2 separate regions of the Homo sapiens genome follow, and region 1 is linked to region 2. A link is an interaction called in ENCODE POLR2A ChIA-PET data of the cell type or tissue named here. Cell type or tissue: CD4-positive, alpha-beta T cell. All regions are shown on one strand. Each heading gives the region's core, and the rest is flanking DNA. Links, peaks and the distances in the headings are about the cores only. Region 1 overlaps ATP2B4 (ATPase plasma membrane Ca2+ transporting 4). Region 2 holds the start of SNORA77 (small nucleolar RNA, H/ACA box 77).

The links. Peaks named below come from ENCODE experiments on the same cell type or tissue, not always from the same donor. Only the 100,000 strongest peaks of a DNase experiment are listed, where the experiment ranks them.
Region 1: POLR2A ChIA-PET joins it to region 2 with 5 read pairs; 3 of 35 experiments call an interaction of 5 or more read pairs at or near these places.

The regions. Positions count from the first base shown.
Region 1 is chr1:203,645,923-203,651,291 of GRCh38, reverse strand. All of the region lies in intron 1 of ATP2B4 (ATPase plasma membrane Ca2+ transporting 4), which reads right to left. Among named protein-coding and RNA genes, the nearest start is that of ATP2B4, 22 kb to the right of the region's middle. RefSeq lists a silencer at 591-760. In CD4-positive, alpha-beta T cell, for the core only: no CTCF peak of the experiment used is centred there; DNase peaks (open chromatin) are centred at 911, 1,631 and 2,811; H3K4me3 peaks cover 1,255 bases; H3K27ac peaks cover 2,780 bases.
Region 2 is chr1:203,726,828-203,732,196 of GRCh38, reverse strand. ATP2B4 (ATPase plasma membrane Ca2+ transporting 4) reads right to left here. Exons shown (of 21, transcript NM_001684.5): 20 at 4,626-4,802. It overlaps SNORA77 (small nucleolar RNA, H/ACA box 77), which reads right to left and starts at 2,616; the gene lies at 2,492-2,616. It overlaps LINC00260 (long intergenic non-protein coding RNA 260), which reads right to left and starts at 1,620. Exons shown (of 1, transcript NR_046213.1): 1 at 344-1,620. In CD4-positive, alpha-beta T cell, for the core only: no CTCF peak of the experiment used is centred there; no DNase peak of the experiment used is centred there.

The DNA of each region.
Region 1 (5,369 bases), core at 127-5,126, 81 kb after region 2:
GTGCATCTGAGAAATAAACAAAAGAGATAGAACTAGAAATGAAAGACAGAGACAGAGAGAGAGAAGAAAAAAAATGGTTCCTATTTCTACCAGCAACATTTTTTAACTTGTATGATCAAAGACAGCCATGGAACTATCTAAAAATATCAAGACTCTTAAATAAGAACTTTTGTTGAAAATTTCATGGTCTAAAATAGCCATTTAACAACACAGTCAAGGCCAGGCATGGTGGCTCATGCCTGTAATCCCAGCACTTTGGGAGGCCGAGGCAGGAGGATCACTAGAGCCCAGGAATTAAGAGAGCAGCCTGGGCAACACAGTGAGACCCCATCTCTACAAAAACGCAACACGAAACAAAAAAACATACACAATATACTGCATCTGACTTTATTATCCTAATAAAAAAATATCAATCAACTTAAAAATTCTGGCCTTTTGGTGGTGGTAGAGGGAGGAAGGGGATGAGAGTGGGAGTACAGTGAGGGGCAGAAGTGCTGATCTGCATTTACTGCTCTAGGGACAGGAGGCCTGGAAGCTGCCCTGTGCGGGACTTCCGCAGCCGGCATGCTGAGCCTCGCACCAGCGAGTCCCGGGGGTGTGGCAGCCTCGCTCGCCCTAGCCCGCCCCGCTCCCCGCCCGCCCTCGCCCCGGGCCGGCCGAGTTCGGACCTGCAGCTCCCCCGGCCTCTGCGCGGTGCAACTCAGCCGCAGGCGCCGGGCTCAGCTGGCTACCAGCGCGGCCCGGGAAGCAGCTGGGGAAACAAACGCCTTAGCCCTGGAGGCCTGGCTCAGCACAGAAGCCCCAAATAAGGCGGGCCGACTCCACCTGGGCAGCAGCGATTGCTCAGAGGGGGCCGATGACTCACTCGACCCAGCCAGCCAAGCACCTCTCTCCCTCCCCAGGGACCCTCGTCCTGTCCCCCACCACATCACACCACACCACAACCCGGGGAACACACCTGGGGAACCCTCCCAGTTCTCACCCTGCCCCTCACCTGGCCTCCCTGAAACCAAACCCTGTGGCTTCAGTGGCTCAGCCGACTTCTCAGCACAGCTTCCCCGGGAGCGCCCGTCCTTGAGCTGCCAAAACCCAGGGGACCAGGGCCTCGCTCCAAGCTTTACGGGGCAGGCATGCTTGATAAATGTCTATTGATCAATGCATGCATTATGTCAGAGGACAAGGGCAAAAACTGGGCTGGTTCTGGGATGTGTGCGTGAAAGCCACTCCGTTTACATCACCATGGAAGGGAAGGCTGGGGTAAATCTGAGATGCTTCAAAACAGGCTATTACAGCGTCTACAAGTGAGTGTTCTCATTAGTCCTCAGCAGCTCTGGAAGAAGGGGAGGTAACCTGGAGCACACCCTACTTAGCGTATGGGGACCCTGGGCCCCAGAGTGGCGAGTGTGACATGCCTGGCCGGGTACGAGTGGGGGCTGTGGAGTTTCCGTGACCTCAATTTTTCTGGTCTGTAAAGTACAGCACTTGGTTTTTTGCTTGTTTTTTAGACAGGGTCTCTGTTGCCCAGGCTGGAGTACAGTGGCATGATTAAGGCTCACTGCAGCCTCAACCTTCCTGGGCTCAGTGATCCTCCCACCTCAGCCTCTTGAGTAGCTGGGACTACAGGTATGCATCACCAGGCCTGGCTATTTTTTTGTTTTGTTTTGTTTTGTTTGTTTTGGTTTTGGTAGAGATGGGGTTTCCCCATGTTACTCAGACTGGTCTCGAACTCCTGGGCTCAAGCTATTCTCAGCCTCCCAAAGAACTGGGATTATAGGCGTGAACCACTACGCCCACCCTAAAGTGAAGCACTTTTAACTTTTCAAAGCACTTCCATTTAGATTCCATACTCTCTCCTTAGATTATCATAACTATCATTTGTGGATACAAACTAATGACGAATGAGAAAAGTGAGGCTCAGAGGTTAAGTGACTTGCTCAAGGTCACACTGTTACCTACTAGCTTGGTCAAGAATGGAAATAAATTAAGGAATTCTTTTTAATGCCCCAAGATTCCAAGATTTTTCACCCACTTTGAACACATCATTCGCACTTAACTGGAATTCACTCTCCCATTCTACAGCGTGGAGAGAAGCCACCCTACTCAAGAAAGAGGACTCAAATTTTATAGGAGCTGGAGAAATGAATGGTCTCCCCAACCTCAGGGGAGTAAGGAGGGACTTTCCCATGCAAAAATCTCCATAAATACGAATCTGTATATTTGTAGGCACTCCATGATATACAAAGCACTTTCATATCCAGTATTTCAAGTGATTCTTGTCACTTACCTTACCCTGTAAGGTATTCAAGAGGATATTATCTGATATTTTAAGGAGAGTGAAAAGGCTGCAGCAGTTAAGTGGCATGTTCAACAATAATACCCCATTTCCTTCCCATGCATTGCATTACATTGGTTACCCCTGAGGTTCTGAGATAACCAATGTAATGATGAAAAACTCTCTATATTCATAATGGAAACCCAAAGCATCTCTCTCCATTTTTCTCATTTCTGTCCTCAAGATGCCCAGAAAGGAGGAAGGTGGAGGGGTGAAACCTTGGTATGGGCCAGGGGACAAACTACGAGCACAGAGTAGCCCAAGCCTTCCCCAGAGTCATGGCAAAAGGTGGTACCAGCTCATGGGTGAACCCAAGACTCCATGTCCTGGCCCTGGATCCTGCACCGAACAGGTGCCTTGGACAAGCCTGTATCTGTCATGGAGGCCACCAGTACTCTTTATCACTCTTGAATTTGTAGCAGTCAGTTGGTACAACCTCCAAGAGGCTGGCACCTCGGGCTGTCATTCCAAAGCCACCTAACTGCCAAGGGGTGTCAAGTGGCCCACCACAAGCACAGGGACTTTCCCATCTAGTGTCCCATCATAGACACTAGACATTGTCTTTGTCCCCAGCCCCATGGTTGCTAATTATCTTTTGGCTGGTGACAGCCTCCAGATCTTCCTTTCTCTCTGCCCCTTCTTGTGCTATTCTTGGATTTTTTTTTTAAAAAAAACACTTCTTTTCTTTAAAAATATAGCTGCAGATAAAATATACTTAGCTTCTCTTTCACACATATACATTTAAGAGAATGAAGGCAGGAAATCTTTATGGTTCTCTCCAATCACAGGCCAGCATGAGAACCCAAATCACCAGCAGGAGCCAGCCTCTCCACCATGAATGAGTAATCTCACTCACAGATTTACAGGGGGCTTTATTTAGGGTGTTCCACATCTTATTCTAGAAGCCTGGCCTTTAGCTGAGCCTGTGTAAAAGCCACTTTACATTTTGACTCCCACTTCAAACACAAGTTGGCCTGCCCATCTTCTCACACCTTCATGTGAGATCCAGACACATAGAGGAAAGTACCTCCCAAAGGTGACCCAAGAGTTCCAAGCCTTCTCCCCTCTCTGATTTCTCATCCCAGGATCAGACCCTGTGCACCACCTAGGCTGGCTCCAGGTGGTCAGCTTCCAAAGCAAAGGCTATGGCCATCAGCACTTTTTTTTTTCCTAATCATTTCTTCATATATTTAAATTTTTTAAGACAGAGTCTCCCTCTGTTGCCTAGGGTGGAGTACAGTGGCACGATCTTGGTTCTCTGCAGCCTCAACCTCCTGGACTCAAGCAAGCCTCCCACCTCAGCCTCCCGAGTAACTGAGACCACAGACATGCACTACCACGCTCAGCTAATTTTCATACTTTTTGTAGAGATGGGGTCTGACTATGGTGCCCAGGCTGGTCTCGAACTCTTGGGATCAAGCAATTCTCCCGCTTTGCCTCCCAAAGTGTTGGGATTATAGACATGAGCCACTGTGTCCAGCCGTTTGTTTTTTTTGTTGTTGTTGTTATTTTCTGTTTTTTTTAGAGAGAAGTTCTTGCTCTATTGCCGAGGCTGGAGCGCAGTGGTGCAATCAGAGCTCACTACAGCCTCAAAGCCCTGGACTCAAGGGATCCTCCCGCCTCAGTCTCCTGAGTAGCTGGGACTACAGGTGTGCATCACCACACCTGGCTAATTTTTTTATTTTTTATTTTTTTAAGTGACGGAGTCTCACTAAGTTGCCCAGACTGGTCTTAAAACCCTGGCCTCAAGCCTCAGCCTCCCAAAGTGCTGGGATTACAGGTATGGGCCATTGTGCCCAGCCCATCAGCTTCTTTATTTCCCTTCTAAAACCACAGATACTTTGCCTCTGGTTGCCTGCTATCATTGGATTCCACTGGACTATGTTTGGGGCTGACTTGTGACCAATTCTTTATGATGTGGGAAAATGCTCATGATCTAGTATTGGGTAGGAAAAAAAAATTAAATCAAAATCTTATTATGCAACGTGTTCCCAATTTTGTTTAAAAAATGTATATACTCACCCACGTATATAAAAGACTAAAAGAGACTACACCAAAATGTTAGCAGTTATGTCTGGACTTGTGAACGTTTTAGTTTTCTCTTCATGCTTTTCTGAATATTCCACACTTTCTAGGATGATCCTGTGTAGAGGCAGTACATAGCTCAGAATCTTTTTTTATTTTTATTTATTTTTTTTGAGATGGAGTCTCGCTCTGTCACCAGGCTGAAGTGCAGTGGCACAATCTCGGCTCACTGTAACCTCCGCCTCCCAGGTTCAAGTGATTCTCCTGCCTCAGCCTCCCAAGTAGCTGGGATTACAGGTATGTGCCACCACGCCTGGCTAATTTTTGTGTTTTTAGCAGAGATGGAGTTTCATCATGTTAACCAGGCTGGTCTTGAACACTGACCTCAGGTGATCCACCCACCTTGGCCTCCCAAGGTGCTGGGATTACAGGCGTGAGCCACTGTGCCTGGTCGACTGTTTTTTTATTTTTATATTTTTTATTTTTTAGAGATGGGTTCTCATTATATCGCCCAAGATGGATTCAAACTCCTGGACTCAAGCAATTCTTCTGCCTCAACCTCTCAAAGTGCTGGACTACAGACACGTGCCACTGCACCCTTGGACTCTGAAGTTTGAGAGCCATGGTTTGAATTCCACAACCACCACTTGGTAGCTGTGGGAACTTGGATAAAAGTATTTTATCTCTTGAGCCTTACTTTCTTTTTTTGAAAGGGAAGATAGGAATGACTCCTTCCTTATTAGGATTGTCATGAGGAGGGAATGAGGTCATGCAGTTTTAGCATGTGTCTTGGTGCCTGAAATATAGTAAGTGCTCAGTATATGTGAGATCCTTTTTACATATTACTTTTATACTCTGGAAAAAAAGTAAATATTCTTAAAAAATAACCACCTGGCTAAAAATTTGCCATTTGGATTAAAGTACACCGAGAAAACAACAAAAGCCCTCCTCGAAACGTGGTGTCTCTAAAAGTGGCTGAAACAAGAATGATCATACGATAAGGTAGGGTTTA
Region 2 (5,369 bases), core at 299-5,298:
TCATTTTCTTCCTTCCTTCCTTTTTTTTTTTTTTTTTTTGACACCCAGGCTGGAGTGCAAGGTGCGATCTCGGCTCACTGCAAGCTCCGCCTCCCGGGTTCACGCCATTCTCCTGCCTCAGCCTCCTGAGTAGCTGGGACTACAGGCACCCGCCACCAGGCTGGCTAATTTTTTATATTTTAAGTAGTGACAGGGTTTCACTGTGTTAGCCAGGATGGTCTCAATCTCCTGACCTCGTGATCCGCCGGTCTTGGCCTCCCAAAGTGCTGGGATTACAGGCGTGAGCCACTGTGCCCAGCTTCCTTCCTTCCTTCCTCCCTCCTTCCTTTTTTTTTTTTTTTTTTTTTGAGACAGAGTCTCGCTCTGTCACCCAGGCTGGAGTGCAATGGCACGATCTTGGCTCACTGCAACCTCCATCTGCTGGGTTCAAGCCATTCTCCTGCCTCAGCCTCCTGAGTAGCAGGGACTACACGTACCTGCCACCATGCCCAGCTAATTTTTTTATTTTTAGTAGAGACAGAGTTTCACCATGCTGGCCAGGCTGGTCTCGAACTCCTGACCTTGTGATTTGCCTTCCTCAGCCTCCCAAAGTGCTGGGATTAAGGTGTGAGCCACCGCGCCCGGCCATGCCATTCATTTTCTGACAATGGTCCTGATCTAGGGCCTCAATCAACTCTACCATCCTTATCCCTGACCCCTAAGTAACAAGGACAAAATCAAAAGGAATTCCCTTTAGCCTTCATGAATCTGGTAGAATAATCTTAGAAATATCTATCTGCTTAATGCCAAGGGTTAATCTACCAGGAATGAAGGAAAGGTGCTGATTCCATTAACTGGACTTCATTTTCCCAGGAGGGAAGATGGGAAAGTAGGCAGAATGTGAGTGAGACAGTCCTTTTATAAAGCTTCCTGAGAAGCCATGAGCTGTTTAGGGCTAGTTTCTGGATCCAGATCACAGTTTGAGCAGAAACATCACTGCTTCCTCACATTATTCAGTTTTAGTTCCCTGGGACTGAGGAGCTTGAACCTGCAGGAGGAGAGGGTTTACACTTGGGGTGGGTGCGGGGGTTCCAGCTCCATGGAAGAAGGGACTGTAGAGACACCTTCTTCAGTGCTTATTGGAGTTACAAGGTCCCAACCTCCACAATTCTAGTCTCTAAGTTTTCTAACACCTCCCATACCAAAGCACTGCGATGAGAATGACAACAAAGATCAACGTGGAGGTGGCAGGGGGTTTTGTTAGAACCCAGCTGAGGCTGAAGGGCTGATGTTGGGAGCGGACCTCAGGGATCCAGGATACACGTTAGCATCATTAGCCTCATCAGCTTCCAGAGTCAGGTGCATCCTGGATGGCGTGAATTTGGTCACTGTGGCATCTTGAACATGCCTCACTTTAGGCTTTAATGCCATTTTGGCCCAACTGCCTCATGCTCCAACAATGCGGAAAGGTAGTATACCTAAAGCTATGTAGGCAGTGAAACCAAAAAGACCTTGTAGAGAGGGGCATAGTCAAGGAAATAGAAATTGGTAGTGGAGGGCAAGGAAGACCCATAAATCTCAGCCTCCCAGGACAGAAGACTGGAAAGGAGCAAGGAGGTACTGGACTGAGGGAATCTTGGCTAGGAGAAAAGAAATCACATAGTAGAAGTGGTTGATCCTGAAGAAAAACAAAGCAAAGACAGGTTATTTTGGAAAGAGCAGACCCAAAGGAAAGCACTGGGGGCTTTAGAGATGGGAGCCAAAGGCGCCAGGTTCTATGGGTACTTGGAGTCAGCAGCCTGGAGTGTGGGGTGGGGTAGGGAGTGAGCGTGGGGATTCTGGATGCCTGGATGCCACGAGGCACTTTGTGTAGGTCCCGCTGGAAATTTTCTTTCTGAGAGGAGGAACTTGAGAGAGGGAAAAGGAACCCTAGCGTTTCCCTACCTAGCCCTTTTCCACTTTTCTTTTTCTTCTTTTTTTTTTTTTTAATTCAGCTCTTCATATAACATCCCTTGTAAAAACAAAAGAATAAAAACAAACCAAAAAAGAGGGGCAGGGTAAATTTTTTTTTAAAAAAAGGAAAGGAAAGAGAGGAAAAGGAAATAAAATAAGACGATTTATTGTTTCTCCTCAGCATCCTCCTTGGTCTCCTCCTTCACTGAGAGACCTTCAAGCTTTTCTGCCACTTTTTCGGCATGATTGTTTTTGCCTGATCCTGGCCAAGCCGTCTCCTGGAGTTTCTCTTCTTGAAACTCAATGACCAAAGGAAGCCAAGTGGATGCATCCAAGCACCACCTAGACCATGGTCAGGCTGCTCAGTGACATCTGGTCACTTGCCACCACAGCTGCAGTCCAGCCTCACAGCAGAGGGGACCAAGCCCTCTGAGAGACAAACCAAGGACCACTGTAAAGCACCTTCTGGTGAGCTCCAGGCAGTGCCCGGACTCCAATGCCTGCCCAATTGGATGTGAGGCCAGCAACACGGAGAAGTGCTCAGGGCTCCCCAGGAAGCACCTGTGTCCCCAGGGAGCTGCATCGCCCTGGATAGGTGAGGCAGCCACAGCACCCTGGAATGTTTCTCTGGCAGACAGAAAAAGCACCTGCCTGGAAGTACAGTCAGGTGCATAGTGAGTCTGCAATCCACTTTTCTTCTTCTTTTTTTTTTTTTTTTTTGAGACAGAGTCTTGCCTTGTTGCCCAGGCTGGTGTGTAATGGCGCGATCTCAGCTCACTGCAACCTCAGCCTTCCGGGTTCAAGCGATTCTCCTGCCTCAGCCTCCAGAGTAGCTGGGATTACAGGCGCCCACCACCACGTCCAGCTAATTTTTGTATTTTTGGCAGAGCCAAGGTTTCACTATGTTGGCCAGGCTGGTCTCGAACTCCTGACTTTATGATCTGCCAGCCTCGGCCTCCCAAAGTGCTGGGATTACAGGCGTGAGCCACCGCACCCGGCCTCTTTTCCACTTTTCTATTTGTTGTCTTGCCTATAGGGGATAAGTTCCTACCAGGTATATAGTTTAGAATATTCACTCCATCTATCTCTCCTATACACTAACGAGGTGGGATTGACTGGGGAACTTCTTTTCTTTCTCTTTTTTTTTTGAGACAACTCTCAATCTGTCACCCAGGCTGGAGTGCAATGGTGTGGTCTCAGCTCACTGCAACCTCCGCCTCCTGGGTTCAAGCGATTTTCCTGCCTCAGCCTCCCAAGTAGCTGGGACTACAGGCATGTGCCACCATGCCTGGCTTGTATTTTTAGTAGAGACGGGGTTTCACCTAAGGCAGGGGATCCACCTGCCTTGGCCTCCCAAAGTGCTGGATTACAGGTGAGAACCACCGCGCCCAGTCTTTTTTTTTTTGTGAGACAGAGTTTAGCTCTCGTTGGCCAGGCTGGAGTGCAATGGCGCAATCTCAGCTCACTACAACCTCTGCCTCCCGGGTTCAAGTAATTCTTCTGCCTCAGCCTCCCGAGTAGCTGGGATTACAGGCATGTGCCACTACGCCCGGCTAATTTTGGATTTTTAGTAGAGACGCGGTTTCTCCATGTTGGTCAGGCTGGTCTTGAACTCCCGACCTCAGGTGATCCACCCACCTTGGCCTCCCAAAGTGCTGGGATTACAGGCGTGAGCCACCATGCCTGGCCGACTGGGGAACTTTCTAAAACATTTGCAAGGCCAGTTTTAGACAGTGAAACTTATTTTGAAGATCTCTAGCCAATCAGCAGAGAGAAATACGCCTGTTTTCTGGAGACCACCCTTGAGATCTTGGAATTTACAGTGTTTTTGAAATGGAAAATCTCAGGATTAAAACAATAAAGCTATGGGGGGTGAGAGCAGGGGAAGACAGAATTATCAATGCTTAGATCAGCGCATTCACCCAGGAGAAAGTAGTTACAATTGATGCATGGAAAGTGGAAAAAATAAAAGTTATTGTGGGGCTATAGACAGGGGACATAAGAGCAGCAGGGGTGGCTTCTATCCCATTTCAGAAATTGCAAGAAGGGAAGAGGCTTGAAGAAATTATTGCTTCCTCCTTGTCAGGAAGCAAGTCTGAATCCTGCAAAAGATGCTCAGACATCAAGAGACTATTGTCATTTTTACACATGAAACCATCAGATTCCCCACCATGGCCTTACACTTTGAATGGGGGAGATATAACAAGGTGAGTTTCTTTTACAAAGACCCTTCCAGATAGCATCTATTCCTATAATGGCAGTGTGAGGAAGCTATATTAAGTGAATGCTGGGTATGTTGGCATATTGATATTGTCTAACTCCTTCCTTCTGAAGGGTAGGGAAAAACTGAGCATTTCCCACCCTGGGGTCAGGTCTAGTGCTTGCAAGAGACCTTATGCTGAAGCTTGCCCATTTGATAGAGGGTGGCAGGCTGGGCTTTAGGGTCAACCCAGAGCTAAAGGACTATGCTAATAGTGTCCCATGGTCTAGGTCATTTGACTCCTCTCCTCTCAGAGGACCCCACACAGATCCTTTTGCGTGTCTGTCCTGAAGCTGAGGATCTAGGGCTGCCCATCAGTAGTGAGCCTTTGGAAGGGAAGAGATGCTGGCCGACAAGAACTGCTACCCTCCCAACACCTTCCAAGATGGGAAGCTGCTTCTCCCAAGGGAAGGACAGACCACTATCAGAGTACCTGAGTCTGGATACGGTTCAGGCCCCGGAACCAGAGGATCTGGCCTCGGCGCAGCTCCATCTCAGCATGGTCAATCTCATCCAGTCCCTCGGCATCCTTGGTGATCTCCTCTTTGGTGGTGCCATGCCCAGCCTCCTTCAGGAACTTCAGGGATCGGGTAGGTATTGCGGAGATGAACTGAAAACAAGCGCAGCGAAGAGGAAGACGTCAGAATCAGCGTGAGAAGAGCTGTCAGTCAACTTACATGAGCCAGGCCCTTGGGCAGGTTACTCTTTGCCCTACCACCCTTCCCACTGGAAGAGCAGTGGGCAGAAGCACCAATCCATCCAGGCAAGCATTCTCCAAGTGCCCACCAGCGGTCAGGCTTTTAGGAAGGTTTTCTGTATTTATGGACACACACAAAAGAGAGCTTCTATTCTAGTAATTGACCAGCCATCTGCCTGGTCATATACTTCATTTTCCTCTTTCTGTCTCATTTCTTCTGTTCCATTTTGCAATCTGTCTTTTAAGGTTAACAGAACTATACAGCATGGTACGCAGTAGGAAGAAACAGAGACCAGGACCTGGGGGAAAAGAGTTTGGGGAGAAGATGGTGATATTGCCTATGTATAGGCAAGGGGTTGAGAAGGGTATTGGAAATGAATGACCCCTTTCTTAGTTGCCACATGCAAAGTAGTTTCTGTGTTACAAACTCTTGTGAAAGGATACCAAAAGTTTTCTTGGGCTTGAGGTGAGGAAGTGGAT